2 separate regions of the Homo sapiens genome follow, and region 1 is linked to region 2. The links are chromatin loops, found by intact Hi-C in ENCODE. Cell type or tissue: heart right ventricle. All regions are shown on one strand. Region 1 overlaps DRAM1 (DNA damage regulated autophagy modulator 1). Region 2 has its middle 54 kb from the start of LINC00485.

Region 1 (8,000 bases), 840 kb before region 2:
ACAAAAAATGGAGAGCTCTTATTTTTGTACAGATTCTGTCGTTTTTGTTTTATTTGTGTGAGATTTATGGAAATACACTAAATGAGTAATTCAGGTTCAGTACATTTATTACAAAGTGAAATCAGGGGATATTCATTTGTAAATTTTATTCTTAGTGAATGAACTGTATAATTTTTTTTATCAGGAGAGCACTTATAAAATTCAATTTATAAAGATCATATACCCAAATCATAAAGATTTAGTTGATACATTAACACTAAGATACTCTGATTTTTAGCCGAACTAAACAAAGTGCTTCTACTGAGAGGCCTTTATACCACCATGTACAGTAACTCTAAGTGAATACGGAAGACCTTGGTTTTGAAATTCTGCCACCTTGTTTCTCCCTGCTCATGAGGTCGCACCTTTTGCTCTTGCTGCTAATTGCCCATTCGTAGTGGGTGTAATGCCAGGTGGAATGGTTTCAACAAGTCAGGTGAAAACCATCCTTTATTGTTGCTGGCACAACTTGATATATAGTCTGACTCAGAACTGAAGCTCACATCTCAAATTCATTTCATGCCAGTAAATGTGGCAAAGAGAAGAAAGGCCCAAGAGCGAGACAAGAAGAATGGAGAAGGGGGCAGCCAAGAAGAACTTCTGGGTTCAGGGTACTGTTTATTTGCTCCTTCTCTTCATGCCTGTGGCTGGATGTCCCACAACACTATAAGAAATATAAGTCAAGCCCTTTGTGTTAAGCAAGAACTACAGACTCCATCTTTTCACCCAAATCATGAATGACCAATAAAAAGCAAGTTATTCCAGAGGAAGAAGCAGCCCTTGAAATGTTAAGGCTTAGGCTTGAAAGGTGAAGAGCAGGAATTCTCTCTTTCAAATCCTAGAGCATAAACCCATGTGTGGCCAAGTGAGATCAGCCCTCAAGGGCACATGCCAAGGGCAGAGCAGCCCATGTAGACAGCTTCGGAGGGCATGGGGGTGTAGGGAGTTCGGGGTAGCTCCTCATTAACTATTTGTTGGGTGAGTAAAGGGGTGAGGCTCAGTGGCAGGTACCTCTGCAATGACAAGCTGCCTCCCCTCTATGTGTTTAGCATATGTTATTAGAACATGTCCGACACCCCTACCGCTGCCATTTGGGCCCTTTAATAAAGCCAAGTAGAGAAATCTGGCAATAAAAGGCAAATGTAAGCATGCTTTCTTTAAGACGCATCATAAATGGTTTTCTTTAAGTGAATGGAAGAGTTTGACAGAGATACACCTTTGTAAGAAAACATTAAGAATGCTGGCTGGCTGTGGTGGCTCACACCTGTATTCCCAGCACTTTGGGAGGCCTAGGCAGGAGGATTGCTTGAGCCTGGGACTTCGAGACCAGACTGGGAAACATGGCAAAATCCCATCTCTACAACAAAAATACAAAAATTAGCCAAGTGCGGTGGTGTGCCTGTAGTCCTAGTTACTTGGGAGGCTGAGGTGGGAGAATCACCTGAGCCCAGGAGGTGGAGGCTGCAGTGAGCCATGCCAATGCACTCCAGTCTGGGCAACAGAGTGAGACCCTGTCTCAAAAATAAATAAATAAATAAATGAATAAAGAGAATGCTAATCATTTCTGGGTTCACTGCGACTCACTGTAGTGCTGGGGATCCCCCTTGTAACACTGGAACTGAAAGACAGTGATGAAAGCTATGTCAAGCATTCATTATTCTGAAGAGGAGGAGAAATGCCACATACCTTTCCCATGGGACCTGTGGTGGAATGAATCCATACTTCTGCCTCACTTCGAGCAGACTTTTGTTCTCGGCGCTCCTCACGATGGAGTTTCATGCTTCATTTTCACATCTCTCTGCACAATTAGATTGGGAGCTCCTTGAGGGCAGAGTACGTGCCTTAATCTTTATCTTTGTAATGCCACAATGAACAGAGTGCCTCCTGGTACACTGTAGGAGCTTAAGAAATACTCACTGAATGCATGAATGAATGAATGAACAAATGAAGGAATGACTAAGGATGTTTGTAGTGCTATAATATAGAATGGGATTTACTCTGCTTTACCAGTTAGTTTCATAATAAACAAATAGTCTGTATCGCCTGGTAATGTTGACTGTTTTTCTTTGTGTACTGTAAACATTTCAGTTGTTTCGGCATCACCATTCTATGACAACAATCTTCAACCTGGACAGTTACCACAGAAAATTGTTACACGGGCTAGACCAAATGGTACACCTACCTGTCTTGGCAAACTGAGAAGGCCAAAAAAATCACTCCAGACAACCATATTCAGCAGATTCCATGCGACCTCTAAACCCGGTCTTATTCGGATTTTGGTATTATTTCTAATATCCATGAACTTGCATTTCCTTGTACCTTATGGCTGAAATAGTTAAATGAAATGAAATATTTATTTTAAAATTTGTTTTTCTGTTTTTGAGATGGAGTCTCTTTCTGTTGCCCAGGCTGGAGTGCAGTGGCGCGATCTCGGCTCACTGCAACCTCTGCCTCCTGGGTTCAAGGGATTCTCCTGCCTCAGCCTCCCGAGTAGCTGGGACTACAGGCGCCCACCACCACGCCCAGCTAATTTTTTGTATTTTAGTAGAGATGGGGTTTCACTGTGTTAGCCAGGATGGTCTCAATCTCCTGACCTCATGATCTGCCTGCCTCGACCTCCCAAAGTGCTGGGACTACAGGCGTGAGCCACTGCGCCTGGCCCAGTAATTTGTTTTGCTGTTAAATTAGAAAATATCACTTGGCTACTACTATGAAGTAGATTTATCTGGGAGATGATTCCAGATCCATTTGGACTTTATAAAGGTATGATTACGATTTAAACCTTATGCTTTCTTAATTCATGTAGTTTTCCACGTGGGCACGATTGGTTCATCTTCGTAGATTCTCAAACGTTAGCATCAGAAGTTTATGTCACTCAAGATTCAGAGATGAAGAGATCAGAAATCCAACAAGAAGGAGAAAAGGGAATCAGAAATCCAACAAGAAGGAGAAAAGGGAATCAGAAATCCAACAAGAAGGGGAAAAGGGAATCTATATTGCCTCAAGTAACTGAGACATTTAGGAGTGGAACTGGCTTTATGGGGGCTGGATCTAAAAGTGCCATTAGGACTCCAACTTCTCTTTCCTCCTCTCAGCTGGCTTCATTCTCAGGCAGGCTTTCCCCTGATAGAAGTGACAGGGCATCTAGAACCCCCAGACCCACAACCTATCCACAAAAAGAGGTGGAAAGAAAGGACTTCTCAACAGTTCCAACCACAAGCCCATGAATTGTCTCCCATTGGCTGGCTTGGATCACATGCCATTGGGAGGTCTGAGGCTCTGATTGGTCAGACGTGAGTCACATGTTCACCTCTGGAGCAGGGAGGGGTCAACACCGCCGAAACTAGTGGGCTGATGGTGGCTGAAGGTTGTTTCTCAGAAGAAAAGGGTGGAAATGGGTCTCTAACAGACAAAAAGCAGCAGATTCCACTGTAGAATTAAAACCCCCTTTCCCTTCATACCCTCCCCGCCCAAAAGGCAACCTAACTCGCTTCACAGTAAACCAAAATATACTTGCTAATAACCTTTTCGAATTTGAAAGTAAATAAGCCATTTAGATAATACAAAAACCTTGTGTTAACTCCAAAGTTATGTTTATATTTTTAAAAAGTTCTTGTTTTCTTATTTAGTGTCTCTTATTTAGAATCAGTTTTCCTGATTTCTAATCAAGTGGGTCTTTTTTTTTTTCTTTTTTAACATTAACACTGAGGATTCCACAGAAATTGCATTTTATAAACCAAATTAAGTGCATCAGTGTTGTGCTGTGTTTGGGTTTCCTAACATTCCTTACATGTGGCATTGTCCCATGTTCCCATTTTTACTCAGTTGGAGACACACTAGTCTGGTGTTTGAGCCTGGAATGAGGAAAGGGGAGTGGGAGGAAGATAAGTGGTATCCCATTCTCTCCCACTGCCTGATTCTGGCAAGCCAGTAAGCCCAGCCGTCTCCCCACACACATACTCTTGGTCTGGCTCTGAATGCCCCACATTCTCCAGTCCAGAATGTCATGCATCTGCATCATGTCTGTTGCACAAGAGAGCAACCACAGCCTCAAGCCCTGGAGGAGAAGCCTCTGACTCTCCTTGGTCACTCCCAGCAGATTCATCTTCATTTTTTTTTTTTTTTTTTTTTTTTTTTTTAGACAGAGTCTCGCTCTTGTCGCCCAGGCTGGAGTGCAATGGCGTGATCTCGGCTCACAGCAACCTCTGCCTCCCGGGTTCAAGCGATTCTCCTGCCTCAGCCTCCCAAGTAGCTGGAATTACAGGCGCATGCCACCACGCCCAGCTAATTTTTGTATTTGTAGTAGAGACAGGGTTTCACCATGTTGGCCAGGCTGGTCTCAAACTCCTGACCCCAGGTGATGCACCCATCTTGGCTCCCCAAAGTGCTGGGATTACAGGCGTGAGCCACTGCGCCCGGCCCCAGATTCATCTTCTAAAATGAAGGGTAGCAGTTTTCCAGACCCATGTTGGAGGTGGCAGTGACCTCCAGAGTCCATGCTTGGAAAATGCTGAGGAAGATGTCAACAATCTGCCTTGTGGTTTAAGACGGGGTGGCGTGGGGTGCCTGGAAAGCCTGTGGTTTAGGTAGTTCCTCAGCAAGGAGCACTGCTCTGTGCCCCACCATCCTCAAGGCCAGTTCCACCTCTGGACGACTCAGTTACATGAGCTGATAAAGTCTCTAACTTCAATAAACTGGAGTTAGACTTCAGATGATTTTACCTGTAAGAGTCCTGACTGATAATGGATACACAAGAGTTCCCCTAATATGAAAATACAGTAAACAACTATCATCTAGAGTCATTTTTATTTCATTTTTTTCTTTTGCATTTTTTTTTCAGTACAGACTTGCCTTCACAGGAAAGATCATTTTTATATAAGTGGATTCAGCTGCCCCCACTCACAACCCTCACCCCCTGAACCATTTATTTCAAAAAATTTGAGTAATATTTTCACAATTCAAAACTCAAAACAATATGAAAAGGTATACTGTGAAAAGCCTTTTTGCTTTTCCCTACCTGCATTTACTCAATTCACTCTCTCCTTGCAGATATCCACTTTTTTTTTTTTTTTTTTTTTTTTAACGACAGAGCCTTGCTCTGTCGCCCAGGCTGAAGTGGAGTAGCATGATCTCAGCTCACTGCAACCTATGCCTCCTGGGTTCAAGCAGTTCTCCCTGCCTCAGCTTCCCAAGTAGCTGGTATTACAGGTGCCCACCACCACACCCAGCTAACTTTTGTATTTTAGTTGAGACAGGGTTTCACCATGTTGGTCAACTCCTGACCTCAAGTGATCCGCCTGCCTTGGCCTCCCAAAGTGCTGAGATTACAGGTGTGAGCCACTGTGCTCAGCCTAGGTATCCACTTTTTATCAGATTTTTATGAAAATACAAGCCAAAACAAATATTTTAACGTTTTCCTTTTCATTTTCACCCCAAATTAGTATACTGTAAGAACAGTTTTGAGCCTTACTTTTTTGACATAGCAATGTATCTTGGAGATGTTTCCTTTATCAATACATAGAGATCTCCCTCATTTTTAAGGTTAATTTGCTTTGTTTTATACCTTACAGTATTCCATTGTATGGCTGTGCCATCATTTATTTAGCAAGTTCCCTATCTGATGAGCAATTATGTGGTTTCCAAATTTTTGCAATTACAAGTAGATGACCTTGTACATACATCATATCACACATGTGCAAGGAAATCTCTAGGACAAATTCCAGTGAGTGGGATGTTGGAAACTTCATCTGTTATTTTGCAAATGTTATCTTGCCTTTAGAACTTTTTTACTTGAATATTTTTGTTAGGAACCTCTTTTTCTTTTTTGTTTCTTTCTTTTTTTTTTTTTTTAAAGGCTGGTCAAGTGCAGCAGTGAGAGTGGAGAAGGAAGAAAAAAATCTGTAACTGGGCTGGGCATGGTGGCTCACGCGTGTGATCCCAACATTTTGGGAGGCTGAGGCGGGTAGATCATTTGAGTCTAGGAGTTCAAGACCAGCCTAAGTAACATAGCAAGACCCCATCTCTACAAAAAAATTTAAAAAATTAGCCAAGAATGGTGGTGCAAGCTGTGGTCTCAGCTACTCAGGAGGCAAGAGGGGGGTATCGCTTGAGCCTGGGGAGGCAGAGGTTGCAGTGAGCAGAGATCGTGCCACTGCACTCCAATCTAGGCTATAGAACGAGACTTTGTCTCAAAGAAAACTAAACTAAAATAAATAAATCTGTAACTGGTTGCGATCAATTAGTTGTAAACACCACTGCACTCGGACAAGCCAGGAATCTTTGTGATTACACACATTTTCTTCTAACCTGAGGATGCTGAATATAAGTTCATGTTTCCTTGGTGACTCAGTCATCCATGACTGTAGATCAGGTGCAAATGTGGATTTTGCAGTAGATGGTGTGGGACAGAGGCCTGCCAACTTGGTCACGGGTCTTCTACACACACCTCTTCTGTTCCCTCTTTTATGTAACCACCTACTGCAGGGAATGCAAGGCTGTGTGCTCCTCTTTCTGCTGACAGCAGAACTCACCTATCTTCTGCCTCCTACCCCAACCCGGACATGTCTTCTTTTTATGGGCAAGAGTGTCTCCAGTTCACTTGGGTTTTTCATTATGATCTTGCAAACTTTTGCAATTAGTTGCAAAAGTTTTGTCAATGCCTCTTCCAGTTTGTACTCACTTCCTTTTTGGTATCTCGCTGAAGTCCTGTTACTTGTCTTACACTTCTTCCCTATCTTTTGAGAGGATGTATTTTTGTTGTTGTTGTTGTTGTTTTGTTTGTTTGTTTTAAATTTTGAGATGGAGTCTCGCTCTGTCACCAGGCTAAAGTGCAGTGGTGCGAGCTTGGCTCACTGCAACTTCGCCTCTCGGGTTCAAGTGATTCTCCTGCCTGAGCCTCCCGAGTAGCTGGGACGACAGGCGTGTGCCACCACGCCCAGCTAAGCTTTATATTTTTAGTAGAGACGGGGTTTCATCATGTTGGCTAGGATGGTCTTGATCTCTTGACCTCATGGTCCGCCCACTTCGGCCTCCCAAAGTGCTAGGATTACAGGCGTGAGCGACCATGCCCAGCTGGAGACGATTGTATTTTTACAGACATCAACAATCAAGCACAATATTCTCTCCTCTCTGGCAAAGTGATCCAGGACAGAACACCAGGGGCAACCCACAGACCTTTTGATCCTCCCTGACCTTGTAGCTTGGTGGTTACTGCAGAATGACTCAATGAGTGGGGGACACCAGCAATTCAGTAGTCAGAGAGAGAGAGAGAGAGAGAGAGGAAAGAAACTTTACCTTTGAGAAACTTAAAAATTGACTTGGAAATAATCAGCTTTATGTTTGCCTAAATGTATCCTTTATGTCATTTGGAAAAAGAAAATATTATTTGGAATTACCTATGGGGAGGCATCATAATTTTTTCAGTACCAGGTATTCAGGGACTTTCACCTAAAAACTAAGGATATTTCTTCATCTGCTTACATGATCACTTATGTTCTGTTAATACTGATTATTTCCTATATCACAGACACTGTAAGGAGGGCGTTTCCTCATAGTTAACCCTATTTTATTCATGAGGAAATTAAGATGTAGCGAGGTTGTCACCAGATACCAAATGATGGGGCTAGAACCAAACCCAGGACTGTGACTCCTACGGTTAACCTTTGCCATGCTGACAGTGTGATTCCCAGTCACTGCCTTAGGAGTATGAATTAATTTGTCAGCTTTTCTAGGGTTATATAATATAAGGCCTTGAGAAATGAAACCCTTAAGCTGGCAAGTTTAGAAAAATGGGTGAAATGTTTGGATTGCCACTTCAAAACGGCAGGTCCTGGTTGAAGTCTGGGCATCTAAGAATTGTGGGGGTGGGAGCAGGTGATAGGAATCAGGAGTAGAAACAGTAAGAGAGGGTTTGTATGATACACCTGGTCTTTGGTGGGAATGGGGATCAGTTCTTGTATGAG
Region 2 (8,000 bases):
AATGACATGATAAAGCATATTTGACAGCAATAGTCAGAGGAAAAGGCACAGTGGGAACGGAAGAGCTCTGTGGGACGTTGCTCATGCCTTTGGAACAGAAGAAAAATACCTCTGCCTCTCGATTTGGAGACCCAGGCTGGTTGGAATCTGACAAGGACTTATTACTTTAGAAACGTTTTTCAGGGATTTGATTTCATCCCCTGGATTCTCTTTGCCTGGTGATGGATGTTTTTCTCCTTAATATTTTTTGATGCTGTGACTATTTGTGTGGTTTGTGAGTTAGATATTGGGAGGGGGTCAGGAGAGGAAAAAGACACAGAGAGAGAAAGAGTAAAAGACACAGAAAGACAAAGAGATAGAGAAGGGAGGGAGGAAGAAAAATGCCCACAACTGTAAGTGAGTGGAAAAGAGTGGATGAAGAGCAGTGAGGAAAGGAGATGGGATGTCAGAGGAGGGTGGATGCTAGGAGGATCCAGGTCAGGGCCCTCCCTTCATTTGGGATGGATGGTCTTTATACTTAAGGCTGGTCTTAGTGTGTTCTGATGGGTACTTATGTAATCTCTGTCTTCTTTCCAAGAGGCACAAAACTAGAATTTCTGGTCTCACCTTCAGTCCTAATAACTCTTTGCCTCCTGCCTTGCCATGAAATCTCTTCCCTAATTGTTTTTCTGCCACCATCACTCCTGTCCTTCCTATCAAAGACTACATGGTCTGGCTCAGGGACATTTACATTTATGTGTTAGAACTTTCTCAGGCTGTTATACCCCAACTTAATCTGGTCCTACCACACTTAAGTCTTTTGCCCATCTTCCCCCAGTGCCTTTGGCTCCCTTCTCTGGGCATAGCCTGAGACAGGGTTTCATGCTCTGCTTGGCCCACTCTCCACTCATCTGAGTACAGATTCCCCCTGGAATGTATTCCAAATAGCCCAGTGTTTCCCAAAGTGTGTTTTCTGGACCATCTGCTTCAGAGTCATGGAGTTGGGGTAGAGAAAGGGAAAAAAGGGATTTTTTTTAACATGCAGATTCCTGGGCTCGGTTCTCCAACCCCTAAACCAGACTGGGGACTGGAGGTGGGGGCAATTTTGAAAATATGCAGTTTTAATCCTTGACCCAGGATTGCGAAATATAGTAAAGTTTAAGAACCTCAGCAAGACCAGCCTTCTGGCTTCCCAGATTCTTTCTCCTTCAAGACCTGGCTCAGAAGATCAGAGACTCCCCTCCCGCAACACACAGGGTAATGTCAAAAGCCTGGGCCACACACCTTACACAAATCACTTAAACTCTCCAGGCCTTTCTCATCTTAAAGCAGGGGGCAGCATTGAAGTCACAAGTAGGAACAAGGACAGGACAGGTGACATCTAGACAGGAATGACGCTGGCCTGATGGGAATTAGGGGAACTGGAAGCTGCAAGCTTCAAGCAGGCAGCTGCTCCTCCAGTGCAGTCAATTGTGGCCAGATGGGAATGGGGCCCAGAGATGCCAAATCTTCTGAAATTTTTAGGGAAGCTAGAAATCAGAATTTCTATGTAACATTTCCCAATTTTTTTTTTTTTATTCTCTGGCTAATTTCTTTTTAACGGGCCAAATAAAATTACACATGTGGGGCATATTTTAGCTGTTGAGTCCACATTTGCAATCTCCAGACTAAGGCTCCCTAAGGTTGCTTTCCACACGAGAGTGCTGGCATACGGCGATCCTGAAGCCCCCTGGTTAAACAGGTTGTTCTGTTGCTGGTTGGAGCTTCCCAGCTGATCCCTCTGCTTTCCAGGAAAACCCCACAGCTCCCCTTGTTCTAAGAATCACTAAGGTTCTCAAAGCTTAGTGTGCATCACAGTCACTTGGAGGGCTTAGTTAAAACACAGCTTGTTGGGTCCTACCCGCAAAGTTTGCGATTCACAATGTCTGAGTTAGGACTTGAGAATCTGCGCTTCTTACAGACTCCCAGCTGCTGAAGCTGCTGGTCCAGTGTTGGCACGTTGAGAACCATGGCTGTAGACCCATTACTCACTACTTGTTACCTATGATGTTTGCTTTCTCCTTAAAACCAGCACTCAGGGCTGGGTGCGGTGGCTCATGCCTGTAACCTCAGCACTTTGGGAGGCCGAGACCGGTGTGGATCACCTGAGGTCAGGAGTTTGAGACCAGCCTGGCCAAACATGGCGAAACCCCGTCTCTACTAAAAGTACAAAAATTAGCCAGGTGTGGTGGCAGATGCCTGTAATCCCAGCTACTCAGGAGCCTGAGGCAGGAGAATCACTTGAACCCAGGATGTGGAGTGAGCCAAGATCGCGCCACTGCACTCCAGCCTGGGCAACATGAGTGAAACTCCATCTCAAAAAAAAAAAAAAAAAAAAAAGGAAAAGGAAAAAAGAAAAAAAAAAAGAAAACCATCACTCAGGTTTTAGCTTCTCTCTCATTCCTGAGTCACTTCGTACTGCAATACTTTGTGCCTTCCTGGTGTTGCTCACATGATCAAGAACTCATTTTAACAATAGCTGCCATGTTTGAGTGCTTACAGTGTGCCAGCCATTTGTCCAAACACTTTACTGTGTAATCGTCATCAGACCTTACTAAGGAAGGTATCATCCTCAATCTCTACATGAGGAAACCAAAGCCTGGTCTACATGAGGAAACCAAAGCCTGGAGAAGTTAAGTAACTGGCTTAATATCACAGAGTTTAGTGAATGGTAGAAACAAGGTCCCAACCCAAACTGTCTGGCTCCAGAGATTGGTTGTCATATAACTTATAGACCAAGCTGCAACACTTTTGAGAGTGACACGAGATACTATTAATAATTATGCCAGGACAACAGATATAAACCAAGACTGACCTTGGCAAACCAGGACATGAGGTTGTCCAACATATTCTGCCATTTTAAATGTACTCGTTGAATGGTTACAATCTTGTGAAAAGACGACAGGCTTTACAGCCAGCCAAATTCAGGCTTAATTGAGCAGAGGCGTGAAAGTACCCAACACAGTGCCTGCTGCATGGTAGGAAATCGGTAGATACCTGTTTCCTTCTGCCAAGTTTCTAATCCTTTGCTGGGCAACATGGGCAAGTGTAACATGTAGCCCTTATTCTGGAAGCCCTTACAATAGAGTTGATAGAAAAAAGGAACATAAATGAAAACTTTTAAAGATTATTCTAAGACTTTAGTAATCCGAGGCTGAGCATAAGAGTTCAGAGATGGTGATTCTCTTAGCTTTTGAATTTTTAGGTGAGTAGAAATTTGAACTGTGTCTTGAAGACTGAGTAGAAGGCAGGAAGGTTAGAATTGGGTATAGCTAAAGAAAGACTGAGTTTATTCAGAAGTGTCTCTGTGACATAAGTTTGTCAAATATTTCAGCTCCATTCCAACCATAGTAGTATTCCAGATACAATGAAACAGGGACACACTTTTGTTGTATTTTATTTTTTCAGTGTTGTGCACTCACGAACCCCTAGAGAGCCCAGATGAGGACTTGATTCTCCCAGGCATGGAAGGACAGACAGAGAAACTTCTTAGGAGCATTGGTCTGTGGTTTTCAAGACCTTCTGTTATTTAGGAATTTTGAACAAACTCCTGCCCCCGCAATGGTTTTCACAGTAAGAGCAACAGCTGCGGGGTACTTATTCCTCCCTGATTTATGTAAAAAGGAAGAGCAACTTCATCATACTTTTTCTCAGTCCCAAGTGCGGGAAATTCTAAACAGGCTCAACACCACCCTCTAGTGTGCACAAAGGGCGGACGTGGGAATTGAAGCCTGTTCATGACAAAGGCAGATGGTGAAGACTGGAGAAGGTAGAGGGAGAGAAACATCCTTGTATCTGCAGGAAGCCCATGAATTAATATATATCCAAGTGCTCTAAGGTAAAGTACTTCTTTAATAGAAAGATCTAAGGGAGCGCTTCCAAAAGAAAGAATATAATGTTCTGTGAAATACTAATCCCACGAGATTCCGTCCGCACGCGCTCTTTTTTTTTTTTTTTTTTTTTTTTATACTTTAAGTTCTAGGGTACATGTGCACAACGTGCAGGTTTGTTACATATGTATACATGTGCCATGTTGGTGTGCTGCACCCATTAACTCGTCATTTACATTAGGTATATCTCCTAATGCTTTCCCTCCCCCCTTCCCCCACCCCACTCTTAAAGTGCCCCACGGTTAACTAAGTTTGGAATCCTCTACACATCATTACAGTCTTCTGCAAGCCCCTGTTACAGCTTCAGTGTTTAGGAAAGCTGTTGGGAAGTTATGCAGTGATGAAAAATCCACTTCCCACAAACATTTGACCCCTGAACTTTTTTTTTTTTTTTTTTTTTTTACCTCTACAAGCCCCATGTCATCCCCTAACACAACTTCTCATGGAACGTACTTTGGGCAATGCTACTAGAAAAAGTACAAATGAAGTTCTTACCTCCGGCTTCCCATTTGATGAAACAAGTCCTGTCCCATAGGCTTCGATGGCTCCACTCTGCTTGCAAAGATCAAACTCTAAAGTAAACCAATAGAGCTGATCAAGGCACAAAATGGAAAAAGAATGGAGCGGTGACTGAAACCAAATATCTAATCAACAGTGCCAAGGACTGGAAGATCCCTCAAGAGGCTGAGAGGCAACCCAGTTCTTCCCCACTTCAACCCCATCCCGATCTTCAGGCAGGACAGAGAGCCTTCGTACTGCTCTCCTAATGCATCATCCTCAGTCCCCTGGACCCCGCTTCTTTCAAAGTTCAATTATATCTGAGGCTTAGTTCAAGGGTCCTCTTCTTCAAATCTTCTCATGACTCGGGGGCCCACTGAGCATTTCCTTTCCTTCAGTTAGATCACCCTTTCGTGTATTCATTAAAAGCACATTGAACACTTACCATATGCATGATACAGTGCTGGGAAATACAGATCTGAAATAGACAAAGATCCTACCCCCCAGAGGAGCTCACAATTTCTACCACTGGAAGAGGAATGAAGAGAAGACAACGAAGGCTCAGTTCTAAGGAAGGCTTCAGCAGATGAAGATACAGTAAGTTGCGGGCACATTGCCTTGTAGAACATATCCAACAGCATTCTCACCATGATCACATCAAGTTATCAGAACACAGCCTGCCTCAGGTTAAGCACTCTATGGATGTTAGCTTTTATTTGTGTTGTTATTATCATTCTTGCTATTATGTATTACATTTATGTTGTATTACTTTTTTTCTTATTCTACTGTTCCTGTACAATAAAATTGAAGGGTAAGATGCTATCTCCACCACAAATGGTTTAGTTTGTGAAATTACTGCAATACTCAGTGATTGCTGTGATTGCTGATAAATATCAATGCCAATGACACTTTATTCCTCTCCCTGTAAAATGATGCTACCAGTAACTATCTTTTCAGATTTCATTGATTCGTCAATTTTTCTTCATTCATTGAAATAATATAAGGTTTCCATTATGTGCCAGACTCTGTGCTAAGGAAAGGGAATATAATAATAAGACAGACAAAGTCCCTGCCCTCCTGGAGTTTGCTACATCTCAGAATTGTGGAGATTTCAGTGAGATTACTTTATATGTGTGCATTTTCTGATATGAAAGGCTGGGTAAATGTAGAGTATTATTATAACTTAACAACCCACCAACACTACTGCTGTCAAGCATAGCCTCCAGTCTCTGAAATAGAGAATCTCACTGTGCTTACCTGGCACAGTGCCTGGTTTCATAGGCACCTTCAGAAATGTCTGCTTAATGAATGAATGAGTGGAAGAATTAATTAGAAACATTATTACTAAATTTCATTTTCTACATAAATAATAATCATGATGAAATGAAGGGGGGTGAATGGGAATACCTATGAATTAGTCAACTCTTGTTACATGGTAATTATGACATTGTGTACTTTTTTATCATTGTCCTCCTAGCAACCATGGTGTTCAGTATCAATATTCTCATTTTACAGATGAGCATAAATGAAGTTCAGGGATATTAAGTAACTTTCCCAGGGCTTCAAAATTATAAGCACAAATAATAACGGAATCAGTGGCCTGAGAACACACTCACATTTTCCTTCTCCTTTAAGGGGTAGTTTCATTCTTTTCCCCAGACCCTATTTTATTATTGAGGAACATGGTCTTCTTTTCCAGATTAAACTAAATGGGGATGGATGAGGTGATGAGTTCCACCTAATGTGTCACAGCTGGAGATGCGTGTCATGGCCATTAACTGAAATTAATGCCCTGAAGGCAATCATTACCAACCCCAGCCTAATAGAAACCAAGGGCATCTCTGATAAAACAGTTTTGATTTCCTCCCAACATTTTCCAAATAAAGTGAAACAAACAACAGATTTCCTTAACACCAAAAGATGTGTTGTCGCTGAGCGGATTGAATCTTGATACAGAACTCAGTTACAAGGTAACAGGACCAAAGAAGGTCTAACAGTCACCTATTTGAACCGTTTTCTTGATGATGAATCTTCTCTAATGCTCCCTTCCCCAAATGCCCTCTAGCCTATGCTTGGATACTCCTAGTTGGAGAATTTCTTCATGCTTAAGATAGCCCATTTTATCTTTAGAGTGAGCTTATTGGAAAGTTCACTGCATGTTGAGCTGAAACCTGCTTCAAGTGGCTTCTCCTCATTGTTTCTAATTTTCTTCCTGGGAGTCACTAGGAAATGTGATTTGCCATCCCCAGGAATAGTGTTTCCAGACTACTCCTATGGTACTTGCTCTACTACACACTTATACACTCAATATTTTTATTCAACTCATTATAACTTTACCTATTTTAATCTACAACTAAGCAATAAAATCTGTGAAATCATAGGTTGATGTGTTAGCTTTATGGTTTTCTAACACATATTAATATTATTAATGTATTATTAATTATATATATTGTTTGTGTTATACATTATTTATATTAATGTATTATTAATTATATTATCATTAATGTATCAATGGTAGTATGGCCATCCCATTTGGGAAACACCATGCATATCCCTTCTCTGTATATACTAGTTGAAAATAACAGCCAATCTTCATCGAGTTTCCAGTTGGACAAACATTCTTAGTACTTTCAATTATATAATATAGAGTGAAATTAATTTACTACCTTGGTTATTTGCCTCCAATTTGTCTGTATGCCTATTTAGGTTTGGGGGCCAGTCTCAAATACAGTACTCTCATTATATATGCTATGATTTTATTAATCTGTGTTTCCATTAGCCTTGGAAGTCAGACTATGTATTTCTAAAGAGTTCACTGGTCCTCAACATCTTTAAGTCTTTGTTACCTGCACCAGCATATCATCCTTCCCCATCTTGTTCCTTCTTTTGGAAACAAGTATAAGAGCTTTCATCAATCCTCACTGCATTTCATCTTGGCCTATCAATTTATAACCTGCGAAGATGCTTGTTGATTCTGATTCTGTTACCTAAATTATTCATTTTCTCTCCAATCCTCTAATTATATATATATATTTGATAAACATGCATTTTGTATTTTCATGTAAATCACTGACAGGCATGTGGTCCTAGAAACTTGCTTCCAGATTAATATTGGTCCATCAATCATCTTGCTTTAGGCACTAGTTACTATAATCAAATCCATGTTTATTATTAATCCTCTAGAGGCTTTTGTCATTTAACATGGCCTATATAATACTCTGGTAATTACTTCTTACATACTGATGTACCACCCATATGAACACTTGATTTTTGTAAGATTACTAAAGAATTCTTTAAACATCACTCTACTCTGGAAGTTATAATAAGGATTATTGAGTTCCAACTTATCCATTTATTGGACCAAACACTTGACCTATACTGAGCATTTTAACTGCAATAAGTTCATAATAATAAAGATTACTATCCTGAAGATATTGGAGGAAGATATTGGAGATCCTGAAGATTTTTAAGGTCATAACACCAAGCTAAGTAACCTGGTTGGTAGGTGGAGAAGATAAGATTCAAACTCAGGTCTGTCTGACATCAAAGTCCAATCCATTTCTATTGTAAGATGGTCAGCTCAGAATGGAAAAC

The links. Peaks named below come from ENCODE experiments on the same cell type or tissue, not always from the same donor. Only the 100,000 strongest peaks of a DNase experiment are listed, where the experiment ranks them.
Region 1: it touches region 2 in a loop (4-fold over the local background); 22 of 110 quality-filtered maps call a loop at or near these places.

Annotation. Positions count from the first base shown.
Region 1 is chr12:101,921,535-101,929,534 of GRCh38, forward strand. DRAM1 (DNA damage regulated autophagy modulator 1) reads left to right here. Exons shown (of 7, transcript NM_018370.3): 7 at 1-2,078. Among named protein-coding and RNA genes, the nearest start is that of DRAM1-AS1, 39 kb to the right of the region's middle. RefSeq lists an enhancer at 1,810-3,009. In heart right ventricle, no CTCF peak of the experiment used is centred here; a DNase peak (open chromatin) is centred at 4,017; H3K27ac peaks cover 5,818 bases.
Region 2 is chr12:102,766,042-102,774,041 of GRCh38, forward strand. No RefSeq gene overlaps it. Among named protein-coding and RNA genes, the nearest start is that of LINC00485, 54 kb to the right of the region's middle. In heart right ventricle, a CTCF peak has its summit at 3,713 (motif pointing left); a DNase peak (open chromatin) is centred at 3,710.